Linked DNA regions of Mus musculus: region 1 is linked to region 2. Evidence: chromatin loops called from intact Hi-C (ENCODE). Cell type or tissue: left cerebral cortex. All regions are shown on one strand. Links, peaks and the distances in the headings refer to the core of each region. The heading gives the core; the rest is flanking DNA.

The links. Peaks named below come from ENCODE experiments on the same cell type or tissue, not always from the same donor. Only the 100,000 strongest peaks of a DNase experiment are listed, where the experiment ranks them.
Region 1: it touches region 2 in a loop (2.1-fold over the local background); 5 of 42 quality-filtered maps call a loop at or near these places.

What each region holds. Positions count from the first base shown.
Region 1 is chr5:74,096,421-74,105,748 of GRCm38, reverse strand. No RefSeq gene overlaps it. Among named protein-coding and RNA genes, the nearest start is that of Snora26, 7.6 kb to the right of the region's middle. In left cerebral cortex, for the core only: a CTCF peak has its summit at 3,525 (motif pointing right); DNase peaks (open chromatin) are centred at 3,777, 4,621 and 5,469.
Region 2 is chr5:74,246,615-74,255,942 of GRCm38, reverse strand. All of the region lies in intron 5 of Scfd2 (Sec1 family domain containing 2), which reads left to right. Among named protein-coding and RNA genes, the nearest start is that of Rasl11b, 56 kb to the right of the region's middle. In left cerebral cortex, for the core only: no CTCF peak of the experiment used is centred there; DNase peaks (open chromatin) are centred at 3,919, 4,014, 4,306, 4,407 and 3 more places; H3K27ac peaks cover 4,513 bases.

The sequences.
Region 1 (9,328 bases), core at 840-8,839, 150 kb after region 2:
AGTGCACAGCACCACGCCCAGCTCCTTACACCATCCTCAAAGGAAGGAGCCTTTACACCTCCTAACAACGGGTAGCTGCTCTTACACCCTCACACGTGTGTAGACACGTGGGGCCTGGAGCTGAAACCTGCCGAGCTCTGCTGTAAAGACCATTGTGCAGAGAGAGCCTTTTGAAGGCAAGATTAAAGGTGTCTCAATCATCCGACACCTTTGATGCAGGCCTGCCTAGCTGCACATGGATGTAAACAGAGCTGAGTCATCTCACCTCTATTTCTTTCCTTTTCTGAATGTCCAGTGAGATTTAATGAGTAGCAGCAGTAGCTGTTTGGATTCTATACTTAGGGGGATTAGGAGGAACAGTGACAGAAAGGGCTTGTATTTATCTCTGAGTCACAATTTCCTCCTCCTCCTCCTCCTCCTCCTCGAAGCAATGTTTCCCAGCATAGCCCTGGCTTTCCTGGAACTTGCTCTGTAGACCAGGCTGGCCTGGAACTCAGAGGTTAGCCTGCCTTTGCCTCCTGAGTGCTGGGATTAAAGATTTGTGCCACTACCAAGTCACTAATTCTTAAGTGACAAAGTTATCAAAAGAAGTGTGAATTGCATCTACTTGATGTTTCTGGTATTCCAAAAAGAAAAATGAACTGAACTGAAACATCTCTCTTTGGTATCAGATTCTGGGTGGGGGAGGGGGAAGCCATTTACACGTGGTCTTGCAATGGATGCCATTGGCAGGGAGCCTTCATGGACTGTAGTTCTGGGGTTCTTCTATGGGGGATGTCATTAGCAGGCATGGTTGTCCTACACAAAGCACTCTATGATAAGCTGATATTGGACACATGTAGATGTGTCTGCACATAAAGAAACAGAGCTCATGAGCTTTGACACATAGGCTTCCTTGGCAATCAGAAGACTCTAGAGTCACATTGATCTGAGGTGTGTCATACCAGTGTTAATTCCCATGGATGCTGTAACATGTATGTTCCATAAAGCAGTATATTATATTATTTTACAGCTTGGAGATCAGAAGTCTAAAGTCAGTTTAACTGAGCCAGCATTAAGGTATCTGCCAGGACATACTCTGTAAAGGTATGAGGAGACAATGTTTCTTTACCTGTCCCAGTGTTAAGAGCTGTGGTCTTTGTGTTTCTTGGTTAGGGGTTCCTTCTTCCAGTTTCAAAGCCACCAGCATAGCCCACAGCCCCCCCCCCCCCTTAGTCATGGATCCTGCTATCTTCTGACCTGTGGTCAAATCTTCCTGTAGAGGAATTTAAAACAAACAACACGGCTGCTCTAGCGAGGGATCATATCCCAAAATCTTCTAGGTCTGTGTGATCCAGCCAGGCTAACACACCTTTAATCCCTCTGGCTGGAATACAGACACACCCTTTAGCACACACCTTTAATCAAAAGCAATAAAGGTAAAGTTGATTTGTAGAAGGAAGCAGCCATGCTTGAAAGTGACTCTAATTGAGGGGCAGACAAAGTGACGAATCAGAGAAAGACTTGACAGAATAAGTCAGAGGTAGAAGATGGCCAACTTTCACAAGAACAGACAAGAAGAGAGGCTACTTAAGAGCAGCATAGAGTGAGTCCGGATGGGGAGCACTTCAGTGCGTGCGGTTCAGTTGAGTTCACGAAATGCAATGGAGTTTAGTTGAGTTCAGTTCAGTGCAGTTGAGCTCAGTGTAGTTCAGAGCAGTTCAGTTTGTGGAACTCAGAGGCAGTTTTTCTAAGCAGAGCAACTCAGCCAAAAGCCAAAGAAGCCAATTTGAACCAAGCAGCTTGGAGAGGGGTTTGAACTAGAAGGGCTGAGTTAAACCAGCCAGCCAGAGTTCAAAAAGAGCTAGAAAGAGCTTATTCAGCGTAAGTTTCTGATACAATTAACATCTGGAGAATAAAAGCTACTTCTCCACCTTCTTATAGGTAACTGAAGACAATTGTCCCATCTCAAGCTCCTGGGTTGAACTACATCTGCAAAACCCCTTTGCCATATAAGGCTTCAGGATTAGAGTGTGGGCCTATTTACATACCAATATTTAGTCTCCTACTCAAACAAACTGAATAGTTAGCCCATGGCTAGTAGCAACTGTATTTCAACAGGAATCTGTGGGGTTTTTTGTTTGTTTCTTTGTTTATTTGTTTTGTTTTTCTTTTGTTTTGTTTTTTTGAGACAGGGTTTCTCTGTATAACTCTGGCTGCCCAGAAACTCACTCTGTTGACCAGGTTGGCCTTAAGCTCAGAGATCCACCTGCCTGGGCCTCTGGAGTGCTGAATTAAAGTCATGTAACACAACCACCCCAGCTGGTATTTTTATTTCTAAGAGTACAAGTGCAAAAGAACTTGGTGTCTTATTTATTTATCTATAACTGTAAAATACTACATACATACTGCTTCAAGACACACATGTTACAGCAGCCATGAGAATCACTACTGACTGTGGCAATAATAGCATTGGTACGGCACGCCTTCAACCAGTGCGATTCTACAGTCTCCTGCTTGCCAAGAAACTGCGTTCTGAACTTCTTGTAAGAACAACTTTAAGTAAATACTCTGAATTTTAAGATTTATTTATTTCATGGCATGACTGTTTTGCCTACATGTATATATGTGTACTACACACATATGTGCTACCCTGGAAGTCAGAAGAGGGTGTTGGATTCCTTGGAACTGGAGGTACAGATGGTTGTGATCCACCATATGGGTTCTATGAACCAAACCCAGGTCTTCTGGAAGAGCACCAGGTGTTCTTAACTGCTGAGCCATCTCTCCAGCCCCTGTGTAGATATTTTGAAGAGCACTTCATCACTAAACTCAGGAGCATACAGCTTTGAAACAAAAACTTGTAAATTGTCTTCCAGAGCATGGCTACTCTCAAAAGCTTGCAGAGAAAAAGTGGACTCTATCTATGCTGCCTTCTGTGCAGCCAATAACTGCACCATCATTTAATTGAATTGTAATCAATCAAATCCCAAGCTACACCATCAATGCCTGTCCTAAAAGCCATAGCAGAGGAGATTTGGTACTGGTACAAAGGTGCACAGACCACTGGGATATTAACACCATTTATATGTGACCATTTGCCATGTGACAACTCCCAGTGAGGTGATCTTTTAAATTAAACATCCTGGAACAGCTTTGGTCTACACAGAGAAATGGTATGTGAGCTTTCTTCTGTATTCCACTGTCTCGGCTTGGTTTCCATAGCCATGATGAAACACTATGACCAAAAGCAACTTGAGGAAGAAAGGATTTGTTTGGTTTCCATATCACTAGTCATAGTCCAATGAGGGAAGCCAAGGCAGGAGGGAACCTGGAGGCAGGAGCTGATGCAGATGGGGTACTGGCAGCACTCTGCTTCCTGGGGTGAGCCTCGTGTCTTGTTCAGTCCTGCTTTCTCTTTCTATCTTTCCTTCTTTCTCTTTCTTTCTTTCTTTCTTTCTTTCTTTCTTTCTTTCTTTCTTTCTTTCTTTCTTACTTATTTTATATACATGAGTACACTGTCACTGTCTTCAGACACACCAGAAGAGGGCATTAGATCCCACTATATATGGTTGTGAGTCACCATGTGGAATTGAACTCAGGACCTCTGGAAGAGCAGTCAGTGCTCTTAACAACTGAGCCATCTCTCCAGCACCCACCTGCTTTCTTCTAGAACCCAGAATCACCAGCCCAGAGTTGTTCCCAACTACAATAGGCTGGGCCTTCCCATCAGTCACTAAATTAGGAAAAGCCCTATGGACTTGCTACAGCCGGATTATGGAGGTGTGTTTTCCCACTGCGGTTTCCCTCCTCTCAGATGACTAATTGTGTCACGTTGAGATGAAACTAGTCAGAACAGCCAGGACAGCCAGCATTCCAATCTTCAACTCTCAGTGGCAGATGAAGCTAGCTAAAGCTCGGAGAAAGTAGAAAATCCTCTCATAAAGCAAAAAGCTAGCCGTAAGATAAAACCCGATTGTTTTAATGTCAAGGATATTTGTCTTCAAAGGACATCATTAAAGGGGTCAAAAGGAACTTGGGATAGGAAGAGATACTTTCAGTATATACAGGGAAATATTCAGAATAACAAAAACCAAAAATATAACACTGTTTTTTGTTTGTCTGTCTGTTTGTTTGTTTTGCTTTATTTTTGTTTTTTGAGAGACTGGCACTCACTATGTCTCTCTGACTGTCCCGGAACTCATTCTGTAGATCAGGCTGGCCTCACACTCACAGAGATCTGCCTGCCTCTGCCTCCCAAATGCTGGGATTAAAGGCATGTGCCACCACCACCCCATCTCAGCACTTTTGTTTTAAATGTTATTTTAATTACATTTGTTTATTAGTTTATTTAGTGTGTGTAAGCCTGCGTGCATATACAGGTGTGTGCTTGTCCAGCACAGAGTAAGTGTGAAGGTCCAAGGACAACTTCCAGACGTCGGTTTTCCCCCTCTACCACGTGGGTCCCCGGGATCAGGTCGTCACGCTTGGCACCGAGTGCCTTACCTGCGGAGTCATCTCATCGCCCTTTTTGACATTCTCACTTTGAAGTGCTCACCGTGTGTCTCACTCTGACCTCAGATTTGAGATCTTTCTTCTTCAGGCAGGTTTCAAGCGCACACCACTGAATCAGCACATCCACACTACGAAAGCATTACAGAGCCAGGCAAGACAGTTCACACCTGCCACCCTCGCACCGAGGAAGCCAAGGCAGGGTCACTGAGAGTTTGACGCCCACCTGGGACACAATGTGAGACACTGTCTTGAAGAGAGAAAAGCTTTGCAGTGTGGAGGGACAAGGTCTGAATCATTATGATGTTAATAAAGAAGGGGAGGCAGGGAGGGATCATGGGAGTGATGGATATGTTTAAGGCATTGATCATGTTGATAGTCTGAAAAGTATTAAGTTACCTCCAAATCTATCATGTTTGAAAGGTTGAATATATAAGAATTTAGTGTACCTATGCTTCAATAAATGGATTTATGCTTATGGGTCAGGAGAGATGGCTCAGTGGTTCAGAGCATATAGCACTCTTCCAGAAGACCCAGGTCAGTTCCCAGCACCCATGTCAGGGGTACACAAGCTCTCGGAACTCCAGCTCCAGGGATCAAACACCCTCCTGGTTTGGCTTCCAAGGGCACCACATCCACACGGCATACATACACACAGTCGACATACACACACACTAAATTAAAAATAAAACCCCACATACTTATAATAATCTGCCTCATCAAGTGGATGTCTACTCTGAAAACTTCAAAAGGAGTAAATGTTTACTGTGCAATTACATAGTTAAGTCACAAATAAGTTTGCAGAGAAAAGGCCATACAGCAAAGGATATACCATGCATTTCCACTTATACCAAATTCTGGAATTGGCATTCGTAGCCCATAGTGGGGCTGACAATCACGTGACTCACTCTGAGCAGGTGGGAATGGGAGGGGCTGTGAAGGACTCTGTAGGGTGGCAGGGTGCTATATATATTTGATAAGAAATTCTGGTTTCACAAGTGAACGAATATTCAAAATTTGCCATGCTAACAATTTGTGAATGTTCTGTGCATTTTACATCAAAAGAGACCTCCCACTGGGTTCTAGTTAAAAAAGAAAAAGTACATGCAGAAACAAGTATTTACAAGACTTAGCAGGCATTGCTAGCAGCAATTTACTTTGAAATGCAAGTGTTAAGATGGATAGAGGGAGGGGTGGACATTATCAAATAACCAGTCTTATGAAAGTATTGGCAACAGAATGTATGTGGTCAGTTTAAGGAATTTAACTTTATTTAAAATTTGTCAAATACTCAAGATGCTCCATAGTCGTTAAATGGCAGGAAGACACAAAACATTCAGGAAAAAAGAGCTTTAGCAAATGTCTCACAGGGTTATTTCTGAGTAGCTGCTGAGTAGCTGCTAAGCAGAGAAGAAGGGGCTCAGCGGGCAAGGATGGTAGTGCTATCTGTATAGAGAAGCATCAACAGACACAAATCGTCCTGGCTGTGAGTATATGCTCAGCAGAAAACACCCTTGCTGCCAAGCCCGATGGCCTGACTCCATCCCCAGAACTCACAGGGTAGAAGTATAGAGCTGCCTCCCTGGGGTTGCCCTCTGACCTGCACATAAGCATCGTGCCACAACCACCCCCCTCCCAGAAGTAAATGGTGGTTGGTTTGTATGTATGTTTGTTTTTTAAAGTCATCCTCAGCTACATGATGCATTCCAAGCCAGCATGGACTATATCTGACATAGTCTCAAACTAAACGAGTGAGCAAAACAAGTGTTCAACTTAATTACCATAGAGATGCAAATTAAAAACATAGGCAACTCGATTATCACCCACCAAAATGGAAAAAAAAATGCTGATTGAACTGCAACTCCCATATGTTGCTAACGAGAGTGTAAAAAACACAAACACTTTGGAAAACATTAAACATATCAGTGTGAGCATGGCCATAACCTTGATCCAAGACTTCTGTCTGTTGGCATCCAACCAAGAGATGTGCGCACCATGTCTCATGCTTCTAACGATGTCATCACGACGGCCACAGAAGCAATGTTCTAATAGCTTCAAAATGTAAACAACTCCAATTACTGTCAACATTTATCTGGATACACGTAATTCCATTACTGTATTCACATAATGGAATGCATTCTCATGACCAAACTACAAAGAATATGGGTGAACCTCGAAATATCGAGATAAAGAAACCAGAAACAAAAATGCGGGTTGACGTGTCTTGACCCATGTAAACACAAGGTTAGTACTCTACCCACAGAAAACAGGGTGTGGCCCCCAGGGTAAAGGACAGTGGCTAAGGATCTGAGGGGAAATGGTCCAGGCTGATTATGTTCGATCCTGAGTGTGATTTGTTTGTGAAACTTCAATACTGGCTTCATTAATTTTCTGTGTATTTACCTGTCATCTGTTACAGTAGAATAAAGTGTCTGCAGGAACCTATAAGCAACAAGGCATCGCAGAATTTGACATTTGAGAGGCTCAGATCAGATTTAAGAGATGTGATCAGATTTGCATTAATGAGATTAGTGCAGGAGAAGCAGAGCCAGGCTGCTTGCATGAGTAATCCTGGGGTGGATGTAAAGCAAGAGCGACCAGGAAGAAAAGGAAGACTAGGGTAGGCCAGGAGACAGTCCGCATGATGGGACTTGTCTTACTGTCTTTTGAGTTCTTTCTTGAAAAATGTGAATAACTCTATGTTGGGTGCTATTTTAATGACTTAATGTTTAGTTGTAATTGTCTATATCTGCTCGCCCACGGGATCTGTTCTCCTGTACAATCTACCGAAGATGTACGTATAGAGCTGAGAAGGCTTCAAGAGAACTGATTTGACAAGGTCTAGGTGATGCATCTTCCCCAAGCACAGGAAAAATCCCCACCTTGCTTTGGACCTGTGTGAAAGTAGGAAATAAGTCATAAGGCCAAATGGGAGGAAGAAGAGGAGGGGGAGGGGGTGGGGGTGGGGGAGGAGAAGGAGGAGGAGGAAGAGGAGGGGGAGGAGGAAGGACGTCAGATTTACGTGAAATGTGTCTAAGAAACCAGAACTTTACTGTATCCTGGATTCCAACAATAAACTCAGGCCCAGTCACTTCCTTCTTCCGAGGTCAGCAGAGAGGTCAGCAGAGGTTCCCCCAACCCCAATTATAGCAAGGCAGGATTCAGACAGAGGGGCTGGAGTTGGAACCTGGGTCTAACCAATCACCACATGCACTACTCTCCCAACCGGTGATTGGCAGGTGTGTCTACCAGTGTCTTCATGTCCGAGAACCCTTGATGCTTCTGTGGGTCCCGAGGTTGTTTCGTTGTCTGAGTCACTCGGGTTAATAAACTAACCCCAACACCCGGACCTAAAGCACCGCTGCCTACCCTTGGTGTGAAAAGCGAGCGTCTTTGTTTATGTTGGAGCATTTCATGCAGGAGTCAGGGCTTGGTGCCCTGGGTAGGGGAATTAACTGCTCTTGATGTTCCCAGTCATTTTCTCGCTCATATTTCAGCTGAAGTGGGATAAGGCGACATTTATAGTTTGAAGTATCTTTCCTGTGCAAACACTTACCAAAGTCCTTATCCCCACCCCCCACCCCAAAGGTAATGGGAGCCCTTCAAATTCCTTCACTTAGCAAGTAATTCCAAATTATCTTTAAGAACCTTATACTTAATACCATAAACCTTGAGTGGGGTGGTTCCTAAGAGTGAGAAGTGTCTCGAAGTGTTTAAGCTCTCCTAGTGAGGTGGTGGGCTAGCCGTGGTAACGCAGGACGGCTCCTCGGAGATTAAAAGCAGAAATCCTGTATAAGGCAAGTTAATTCTCAGTAAATACTGAAAAGATGCAGACAGATACTTGCACATCACGGCAGAGGTTTAACATTCACAATAGCCAAAAGGAGCCAGTCCAAATGTCCATCAACAGATGAGCATGATTTCAAACAATATTCATCTGTTGCATAAGCATACAATGGAGCATTAGTCATTCTTCAGAGGTTATTACTGTATGGATGGATTGAGACGCATGCAGGAGAGCTAGGCAGAGCTCAGCTGACAGAGTGCCTAGCATGCAAGTCCTAGGTTCGATCCCAAGCGCCACCTTAAAACTGGGAGGTTGTGAGGCAGTTCAAGGTCACCCTAGCTAGAGTTCTAGGCTCACCAGGGTGACAGGAGATCTGTCCCCAAAGCAGACAAAAGCAAACAAAAATGAAATGGGGCCTGGAAATAGGTTGATGGTTAAATGTTTGCTGCTCTCAAAGGGGACGCTTGCTTTGGTTATAGCACCCACAAGGCTACTTACAACTGTTCTGTTCCAGGAGACCTAGTGCCCTCAGGCAAGCACGAAGTACTTACCTGCAGGAAAAACACACCTCCACACACACCAAAAGTAACTGACAGACTTTGACCTGAGAACTAAGTAAAACATTTAAAGCTTACAAAATATTGCTTTCAGTGTGTTACACTGAATTCCAAAAATACACAGTATTTGTAGTATATCTAGTTCAGGGAACTAGAATTATAGATATCCAGTCATGCATAAGACAGAAGACATCAAAGCGGGGCAGTGGTGGCGCACGCCTTTGATCCCAGCACTCGGGAGGCAGAGGCAGGCAGATTTCTGAGTTCGGGGCCAGCCTGGTCTACAGAGTTCCAGGACAGCCAGGGCTACACAGAGAAACCTTGTCTCGAAAAACAAAAAATAAAAACAAAAACAAACAAAAAAACAAACAAAAAAAGACAGGAGACAGACATCAGCATGCACTTTATTTTAAAACTAACTCTATCAATCTCTGGTATTTGAGGTTCCCAGTGAGTTCCAACCGAAATACTGTTAACTTGAAACTAGTTCATT
Region 2 (9,328 bases), core at 988-8,987:
AGCCACATTTAAAAAGAGGTCTTAGTAGAGAAACAGTAAGAGATTTATGAGAACACAGACTAGCACAGCATGTAGCTAACAACTTTGTGCCTTAGCTGAACATTAACTATACTTGAACAGTTATAAACTGTACATACTCTATGAAGCTGTCCTCTGAGTTTATTTCTATGTAGAATTTCGTACCCTGTCATGTCCTATAAATAAAGATTAAGTTCCATTTTTCTTTACAAAAAAAAAAAAAAAAAAAAAGTCTCAACTGTCATGAATGGTGACTTCTCAGAAGCTGCACCACAGACTCCTTTCATGCAACCTTCTCTTCCCATATGATCCAGCAGTTTTCAGGATTGTTGGCAGCTAAGGGGTATGATGGGGACTAATAGCTGTATACTAAGACCCTCCCCTCCCCCATCTACAAGAGTATACTTGGGGAAGAAGGGTTTGACATACTTGAGAGTATGGCAGCAGTTCCATTGCCATCAGACCTGGTTACCAGAGCATAAGTTATTGTGCTTATTAGTTGCCATGGCTACTGTGTCACATTAATCTCTACTCCAAGGTGGCATCATATTGTGCCCAGAGGCAAAAAGCATACCTACCACAACCAAGCAAACCAAGCAGTTTCAAACCGAGCAGTTGTTAAATAGGAGCTGTTTAGATGCAGTGTCCTGTCACCAGTGGGGGCAGCCAGCCTCCTGCATCAGCCACACTGACTGACTCACTGAAGTACTCACAGCTTTTAATTATTTTTGTACCATTTTAGAAAATGTCTTTAGTCTATTTAGATAATGCCACATTCCCTTCTGCTTCCCTCCCCTCACTTTTCTCTTGCAGTATGGCTTTATAAAATGGGTCATTTCCTTAGCTGCCTTACAAAGCTTGGTGATATCTACAAGTCCCACTTAGTAAAGAGTATTCTCATGCCAAAATGCTCAGAATAGCTAACACAGTTCCAAAAATGTCCCCTTGTCTTGAGTCATGGTCATTAGAGTGAGATGCTCTCTCCTAGGCCCTCAGTCTCCTGCTCCTCTGTTCTAGCCTGAGGAATGGCTCTAACAGTCACTCAAGGGCAACTCTCTGGTCACTAAGGATGAATGCTGCCTTGTTCATAGTTACAACTTGGTAGTTACAACTCCACTACATAGTGAAGACACCGTATGCTTTAATTCAGCTAGCAGAAAGCTTTTCTGAAGTTGTATTGAGAAGGGTGCATTAGCCAACTTTCCTTTGCTATAACAAAACACTCAATGCTGGATAGTACACGAAGAGCTGAGTTTTATTTTGCTCATAGTTCTGGAAGTGCCAGGGCATGTGGCCCTGCTTCTTCTTAGATCTGACGAGAGCTTCGTACAGACGTTGTATCAGTCACAGACATACAATAGCAGTTACAAAGCAAGACTGGAAGCCATGTATATTCTGCTTTTAAAAAACAACTTGCTTGTGAATAACTAGATCACCCCACACATTGGCATTTATCCCTTCAGAAAGCAATGCCTCAGTGTCTTAATTAAGGGCCCGCTCTTAAAGGCTCCATTATTTACCAACATTAGCACACCGGGAACGAAGCCTCCAACATAGGACCCTTTGGCACACGGGTGCCACATCCAGCTCCTATTGAGGAAAGGGAGTCTGCTTCTACCTCTACTGGCAGCTCCAGGATCTGGTAGTGTCCCTCATATGCTTGGAGAGAAGGGCTGAAACCAAAGCTGCAGAGCTGTCATCCAGTGCCTAGGGGTGGGGGTGGGGTGCTGAAGGAAAGAGGTTTCATGGGGAAACTGACATATGAGCTGGTCCAGCAAGGAAAAAGCATTTCTAGGAATAGGAACTGAAAGCCTGGTCCTGACCACTCCTTTCGAGAAAGCACGTTCATGTCTCTGCCTGCAGAGTGCTGTGCGCTCCTCCCACAGCTGCAGTGTCCTCTGTCCCTGTCTTTCCCAGCCTGTGTCTGCTTCTTATTCCTATAGGAAGCCCCTCTTCCCAGTGCCACAGCTGGCCACTTCCTGGCTAAGCCCTCCACTTAGGGACTCCAGGCATCCCTTCTGAAATCTGAACTCATACAGCAGCACTTCCTGTCCCGTGTCATTTCCGCCACATGCCTCCTTTTTAGCTGCAATTAGGAACTCGGGGTCATGAAAGCCCTTCCTGGTCACCTTCGGATCATCTTGAAGTTTTACCCTTTCTACAGTGAGATCCTCAAACTGCTGGCAGACAGGCCCTGGGCCTTTATTTAGGGCTAGGTTTCTCTACCAAGATCCCATGAACCCAGATACAGGGCTCTTGTAGCCCCTGACCTGAGACACTGCCACTGCAGAGAGCTACCCATTTCTGGGGGTCTGAGGTTACACACATTCATCACACAGAGGCCAGAGGTTGATGTTGGGCATCTTCCTTTAAGTCGTTTTATTAAACCTCCTGTCTCCACCTTCCCAACACTGGGAATACAGCTCTACACCACAGCACCCAGCTTTTTACCCGGATGCTGAGTATACAGGACTCAGGTCCTCATGCTGAATAGCCAGCTAGCCACCTCTCCAGCCCCAGAGCCACCGATTTCGTAATCTGTGAATAGGCAGAATCTGTCCCCGAAGCTTAGGACTCAGGGTATGTGGCTGAGGGTAAGGGGAGTGATCAAGAACCATCCTGGGATCCTCTGCCAGGCCTGATCAACCCCATCAGTACCAAACAGCCTTTCAGTTCCCTTCCCCACATGCTAATGCCACTGTCATTCACTCTGCCCAGTGAATCCTCTTCAGGGAACAGCAGTGGAGGGCAGCCTTTCTGGCCTCTTGGGTTGGAATATGTACTGCCTGGCTGAGTTTGAATTCCTGGACCAGCTGGGCTGGGGGTTGCTATTCCAGGAGGGTGGAGTGGCCTCTTTTTTGGCTCCTGAGGGGTATCTTTAATGCCACCCACCAATAGCAGTATGCCTCAACATCTCCGTGTGCCAGGGTGAGACATATGGTGTATTTTTACCAAGTGTGCAGATCTGGACAGGAAAGGAAGCTCATCACTGGCACTTCCTTATTTGGCCATTGTTCCTTGCTTCCTTCCCAGCTTACTCCTCTCTGCTCATTTTTCTTCCTCCCCTCCATGCCTGTGAGTGGACTTCCGGGTCCTGCCCCATCCCTGTTCTAGCTGGAGACTTTTCCCTTAGCGTATTACAGTCTCCACTTTGGTAGCCTCCATCAGTTGCCATCCCATTGCCAGAACGGACTCATGCTGGCCCTGCCCCAGGCCCCGACACTCATATGCATGCTACGAACACCTAGTAAATGCCACAAGTCTGGATGCCCAGCCTTCCTAGTTCCTCCATCCTGGGACCCCCATTTGGCCTATAGAGTTATCTAGCTATATGTGCTTTTTACAGACAGTACCGTATAACCGCGAGATGCAGAAACTGCCCCCATTTGTTAGCTTTCTAACTTCAAAGCTTCTTCCCTCTCTGACCTCAGTTTCTGTGAGTATAAAATGGAGATGATACTTATTTCTCAGGATTACCAAAATTAGGTATGAGTAAGGTTATACCTAAGGTGTGGTAATGGCCAGTAGTATCTGCTGTCTTTTTCTCTCTAGTTGACTGTATAGATTCTTTATTTATTTTTTTTAACCTAGAAGTTGGAGGGCCAGTATTCATATCAGTTAGGTAAAGGAAATAACAAACAGCCCTAGAAACTCAGGACAGTCATCTGTTTATATTCACAGAAATTTCTAGACACAAACTCTCAAATTCCCAATTAATTATCCTATATAAAAATGATGTACTATTTGCATACAACCTACATATGGCTAGCTGCCTGTGTATTTTAAGTCATCTCTAGATTACTTTTTAGACCCAGGCTAATGTAAATGCTATGCAGAAAGCTGTTACACTCAACATTTAGGGAGTAAGAAAAGCCTGAGCATTATACATGTTCAGTGTGGATGGATTATTTTCCAGAATATCTTTTATCCACAGCCGGTTGAATGCATGGATACAGAACCGTCAGGTGATTGCCGTTCACAGTGATAGTTAGCATCTTCTCTGTTGTGGGTCCCTCTCTGGGAAGAACAAAATCTGGCTTGTGCCAGAAGAAGAGACTGGGGATGGTGTCAACCACCAGTGACTGCCCAGCAGTGCGGAAGATGCAGAGGGGGATCCTGTTTCTTAAAGTGCAATGTCACTACTTAAAGTCACTGTCACTTGGACATAGAAATAGTTAAGAGGAGATTCAGGCAGTATCTCCATAGTCCTTCCTGTACTGTAAGCATGCTAAGTCCTGAGGATAAGCCACCTGCTCCTGCTGCAATCCAGTCTTAGCTGTGCCTGGCAGCAGGCAACAGAGGCCTGTACTGGTTAGTGTCTCACAGATTAGCCCCCTATCACTGTGGGCCTGCAGGCAATAAAAAATGTGTAAGTTTCCAAACACCCATCATTTAGGCTCAGCACAGCTTAGATGGATCTTCCTCCTGCTACTGTGTACACTGGAGCCATTTTACCATGTTTATGCTGTGCTTGTTACCAAAAAATCTTCCTAGGTTTGCTGACTGCAGATGAAACACAACCATTTGACAGTTTGGGCTCTGGGTCTAGCAGTCTACCTTAAATAATGGGAGAGTGGCAGAGCTTCTCTGAGTCTCATTTGTGTGGAGAGGATTGGCAACTCTACTGCCCACCCCAGTTCTGAGGGGTAAATGGATGTTTTGGGGAAATTAGAGCAGAGCCTTCTGTCCACTGAACACTCAGTGCAGCCTGCTCAGGCCCTGGGGCTACAGTGGGAGTCCAAGCAGGCAGCAGCATTTGGCTGGTTTGGTTTGGTTTGTTTCTCTCAGAGCCCTGCCCCAGGGCAAGGGCTGGGTAAATATTTACATGGGATGGGAAGTTTAAAATCCTGCTTCTTCTCCTGAAGTAATAAGAACTCTTCCTTCCCAGAAAGTTGATCAATCCTGAATCCTCAGGGTCGGAGGGGACAGCCAGTTCTGTCAGTGGTGGAAGGTTTTCATGGCTTCTTCTCTCGCTGGTGCTTTCTGGAACCTGGCTTCCACTCTCCCTTTGGTTGGTGACTCTGGCATGGCAAAAATCAAGGCTCTTGATAGTTCAAGAGCTGGTGGCAATGCAGCCATGGTAATGGGCCAGCTTCTTTCTGTGGTATGGCATGATCAGGGTTTTATTTCATGTGGCTTTTGCCTGCCTGTATCTCGCTGTGTTCCTACTGTCAGGAAGGGACCAGAGGACGCTAACAGATGCTAACAGTATGTGAAACCCAGAGCTGGAGGCAGCCTGTTTGGGTAACGGGCTGCTTTCAGCCCCATACGTTCCAGGGCCACCACCTTTCCTGCATAGGCAGCCTTGGGCTATGCAGTTCCCTTCCCACTCAGAGCTCTGCTCTGTCTTTTCTCCGTCCTCTAGGGACTTTCTGTACCAGGCCCCAGGTGGCAAAGCCCTGGCTGCCTCTGTCCCTCTCAGCCATTGCTCTCCTGGAAGCCCCAGGGATCGTCTTACCTCTGCACTTGCTGCTGCTTGTCTGTCTAGATGCTTTCCTCGTGGCTGTCTGCAGCACAGGCCTACTCACTTGAACAAAGATCTTTCCGACACGCTTCTTCCTCCAAGAGACCCTTTGAAGCCTCCTCACCTTCACCCTTCTACCTCTACCTCCCCTAGGTGCAAACCTCCTGTGACATATTGTGACTCACTTCTTTGCTTGATGGTTTTCCTCCCTGATAGTCCAGTCCACCGAAAGCAGGAGCTATGCCTCCAGCGCCTGGAACACTTTGTACTCCATAAATGTGTGCTGAAAAGAAGGGATCAACTTACAGCTAACAAATGTGTCGAGCTTTGAGGGAAGGGATCCACCAGCCTGCAGGAAAGAAAGTGAACAGGGACCCACGGTGGTATGGAAGCATTGCCTGTGCATGCTCAGAAGGTGGCTGAGGCTAAGAGCCAGCCTGACACTGGTGTCACACAGTGGCATTCTCCAAAGTTGGCAGAGGGAGCTTTGGGCAGGTGGGCAGGGCTCTGGCTAGCAGAATACTGGACAGGCAGAGAGAAGCAGGTCTTGCCACTGAGGCCCAGTTAGTTGACTTCCCAGGGTGACCAGTCAGACTGGTGGCTCACCCAGATATTCAGAGATGGGACAGCGTCTCCTGTCAGGTAATTTTTCCCTCAGAAACATTCTCTGCTACTGACCTCACTTCAGCTACAGAAACCCTGAGTCTACACGGAAGAGAAAGATGGACTTTTCCTTGTGACTTCAGTCAGGAGGAGAGGGTGGGGCTGAGGAAGTGGTTTGTGGCATCCAGGAGTGTTCCTCTGGAGAGGGTCAGCTGAGTCCCCAGGAAGAAGCTCCTTGTCCAAGACCATCCTCCTTCCCCACCAGACCAACAGAGCACAACCTTGGGCAGACATGGGAGGAGTTTGGGGCGTGGCGGGAGAAAGCCGTGCTAGTGAGAGAGACTCTCAAATGGGTTTTAAAGGAGTAAGGTTGACATGGCGCTGTTCAAAATTGGAAGATCAGGGCTTGAGGGAGGTTGTTTTTTAATAAATGCTTAAGTTACATCCTTATAAAAACTCAACTCTGATGGTTGGCTGTCATAACTGGTGACTATGGGCAGAGTCTTAAAGTAGAAGTCTCCCATAATTCCAGACAAAACAAGCCTAGATAGGTAATTTTATAGTTCACACAACTACACACTGAACACCTACATGTGTACAGCACAGAACTATGGTAGGACAGTCAAGGCATCAGTTATTAAAACAGGCCTTAGTCGTGGGCAGGTGGGTGGGGGAGCACCCTTATAGAGGCAGGGGAAGGGATGGGATAGGGGGTACCGAAGGGGAGACCTGGAAAGGGGAAAACATTTGAAATGTAAATAAAGAAAATATCCAATTAAAGAGAAAAAGAAAAGAAAAAGAAGAAGAAAAAGGAAAGGAAAAAGAGGCCTTTATCTTAGTCGGACTCTATGATTAACTTAGGACAGGTTGAAGACCTTGAATTCTGAAGAAGAAATGCAAAGAGTAGAAGGCCCAGCTGTTGTCTCTGCAGTATTTACTGGCTGTTTCACCAAGGTTGGAATTTTCTTTGGGAGGTGGTAGAAGAGTTCTGTGTGTTGATCGTGGTGTTTTTTACAATCATATACAACCATCAGAAGACATCGAATTTTAGGTTAGATGTGGAATGCAGTCTTTGTGCATAGGTCCTACTCTTACAATGTTAAATCTTAAAAACAAACAAACAAAACCCAGGCCTTAGTCCTCCCTGGCCATACCCTGTACTGCTATGCTGCACTGTTGCCACTAGCCACAGGTGCCCATTCATACTTAAAATTGAGATTCCTCAGCCACAGGAGAATTTCATGAGCTCAGTCAGCATCCTTAGCTGGTGGCTGTTGTTAGGCAATGGATACATATTTTCAATCCCTACAGGAAGTCCTATTGGACAATGATAGTCTAGAGCAGTGGTTCTCAACCATCCTAATGCTGTGACCCTTTGATACAATTCCTCACGTTAGTGGTGACCGCCCCCCACCATAGAATTATTTCATTGCTAACTCATAACTATAAATTCGCTATTGTTATGAATCGTAATGTAAATATCTAACCTGCAGGATAACCTATATGTGACCCTTAAAGGGCTTGCGACCCACAGGTTGAGAACCACTGTGCTGTAATGACTGCTTACAGTTGGTACCAGGGTACCCTGGTAATTATAAATATGCTTGCCTCTACATGGTAGACAGAGACCATTTAGCTCATCTACTGTATATCCTGTTCAGGAACCTACTCTTGTCTCTTTCTCCAGCATGAACATCTTTTTTTTTTTAATCAGTAACAGATGAACATACTCACTTTGTCTCCTAGTGATGGATATTTGGCGGATGCTGAAGTTTGACTATCACGTGACTGTCCTTGCCACTTAAATCTAGCTCTCTAGCCCTCTTTTACCAGTGATGTCCAGTGAGGTGGCAGCCAGCATGCCAAGCACAGTCAGCACTCAGCACTGTCATCAACTTGTGGTGCCTTCGCAGATGTCCAAGAGCATGTGTCTAGTTGTCCCAGCCTCCAGAGCATCAGCCTCCATCAGCCCCTTTACCACCCACAGGAGGCTTTTGGAGATGTAGAGTCCCAAAGCCACAGTCATTCCCTCTAAGGAGGGTTGTTTCCGTTTTGTTTGTTTGTGCCACCCGCCCCCCATAAACATACTCATGAAGGCACATACATGCATGAGCATGCACGTGCACACACAGTGTTCACACATAGCCTCTTTTGTATCCAGGCTTGTGATAGTTTTATTGACCATCTCCTGGGTACCTGGCTTTCAGAAGGCACCATGTCTGTTATATGAGTGTACAATGGAACCCTTGTAGCCTAGGAGGGGGAGCAGGGGGCACATGGGTATCATTAGGCCTGGTCCCCAGCTCTGAGCATGGTGCTTCCCTGGTAAGGAGGCAGAGAGTCTACAGAAGTGAAGGCAGTTGTGCGCTGGTGTGGGAAGAGAATTCGAGTGTTATCAACCTGGCCCATCAGGGCTGATTGCTTTTTCTCCTTAATGGAGGCCCAAAAGGAATTCTAATCATTTTGGTGTCTTTATTTCTAAAGTAACTCAGCCTCCCCTACTCGCCCGTATAGCTCTTCTCAGCCTGCAGGACTCTACAGAGTTCACTCTGATTCCCTGGTTTGGATCCCCATCCTGTAAAGGGAAGAATTCTGAGCCTCTGCCCTTAACTTAGTCACCCTCTGTGACAGCAGAGACAGAGTAATTCTGAAGACAGCTGCTGGCTTAAAAATGACCCTGCTCAGAAGCCACTGAAAGCCTAGATACCCTGAGCCTTTGTAATCATTTACTTTTGCTGACAGACTTTAAGACACATTCGAGGCATTGCTATTCATCTTGAGTTCTCTACTAGATGTGATAGGAAGTGATAAGCAGCTGTGTAGGAGCCTAACTCAGTGTGGGCTTGGACCATGGACCATCTAGAGGGCTGCATCCATCCTCCCAGTGCAATCATCCCTCCTCTTGCAGCCCTGTTCCATCCTGACCCTTCTGCATCCCAGCTCCCCCTGGAGCAGGACCTGACTGTGCTCAGAACCTGGACTTTTAGACTTTGGGGGCAGACACTTGCCTGAAGGCTCACTGGATCCTTCTGCCCTTCATACTCATGGCGCCTGGCATCACAAAAGGGATGGGGAGGAGGGCACTGCTCTCACCCTTCTCTTTCTTGCCCCAGGCCCATTAGCAGCCTTTCTGGCCCACATCCCATCTCTGAATCAGCCATGACCAACCCACACATGAATCCACACTACCTCCAGAAAAAAGTACAGAAAAGCAATAGATAAAGGGCCTCATTTAGTAGAAGC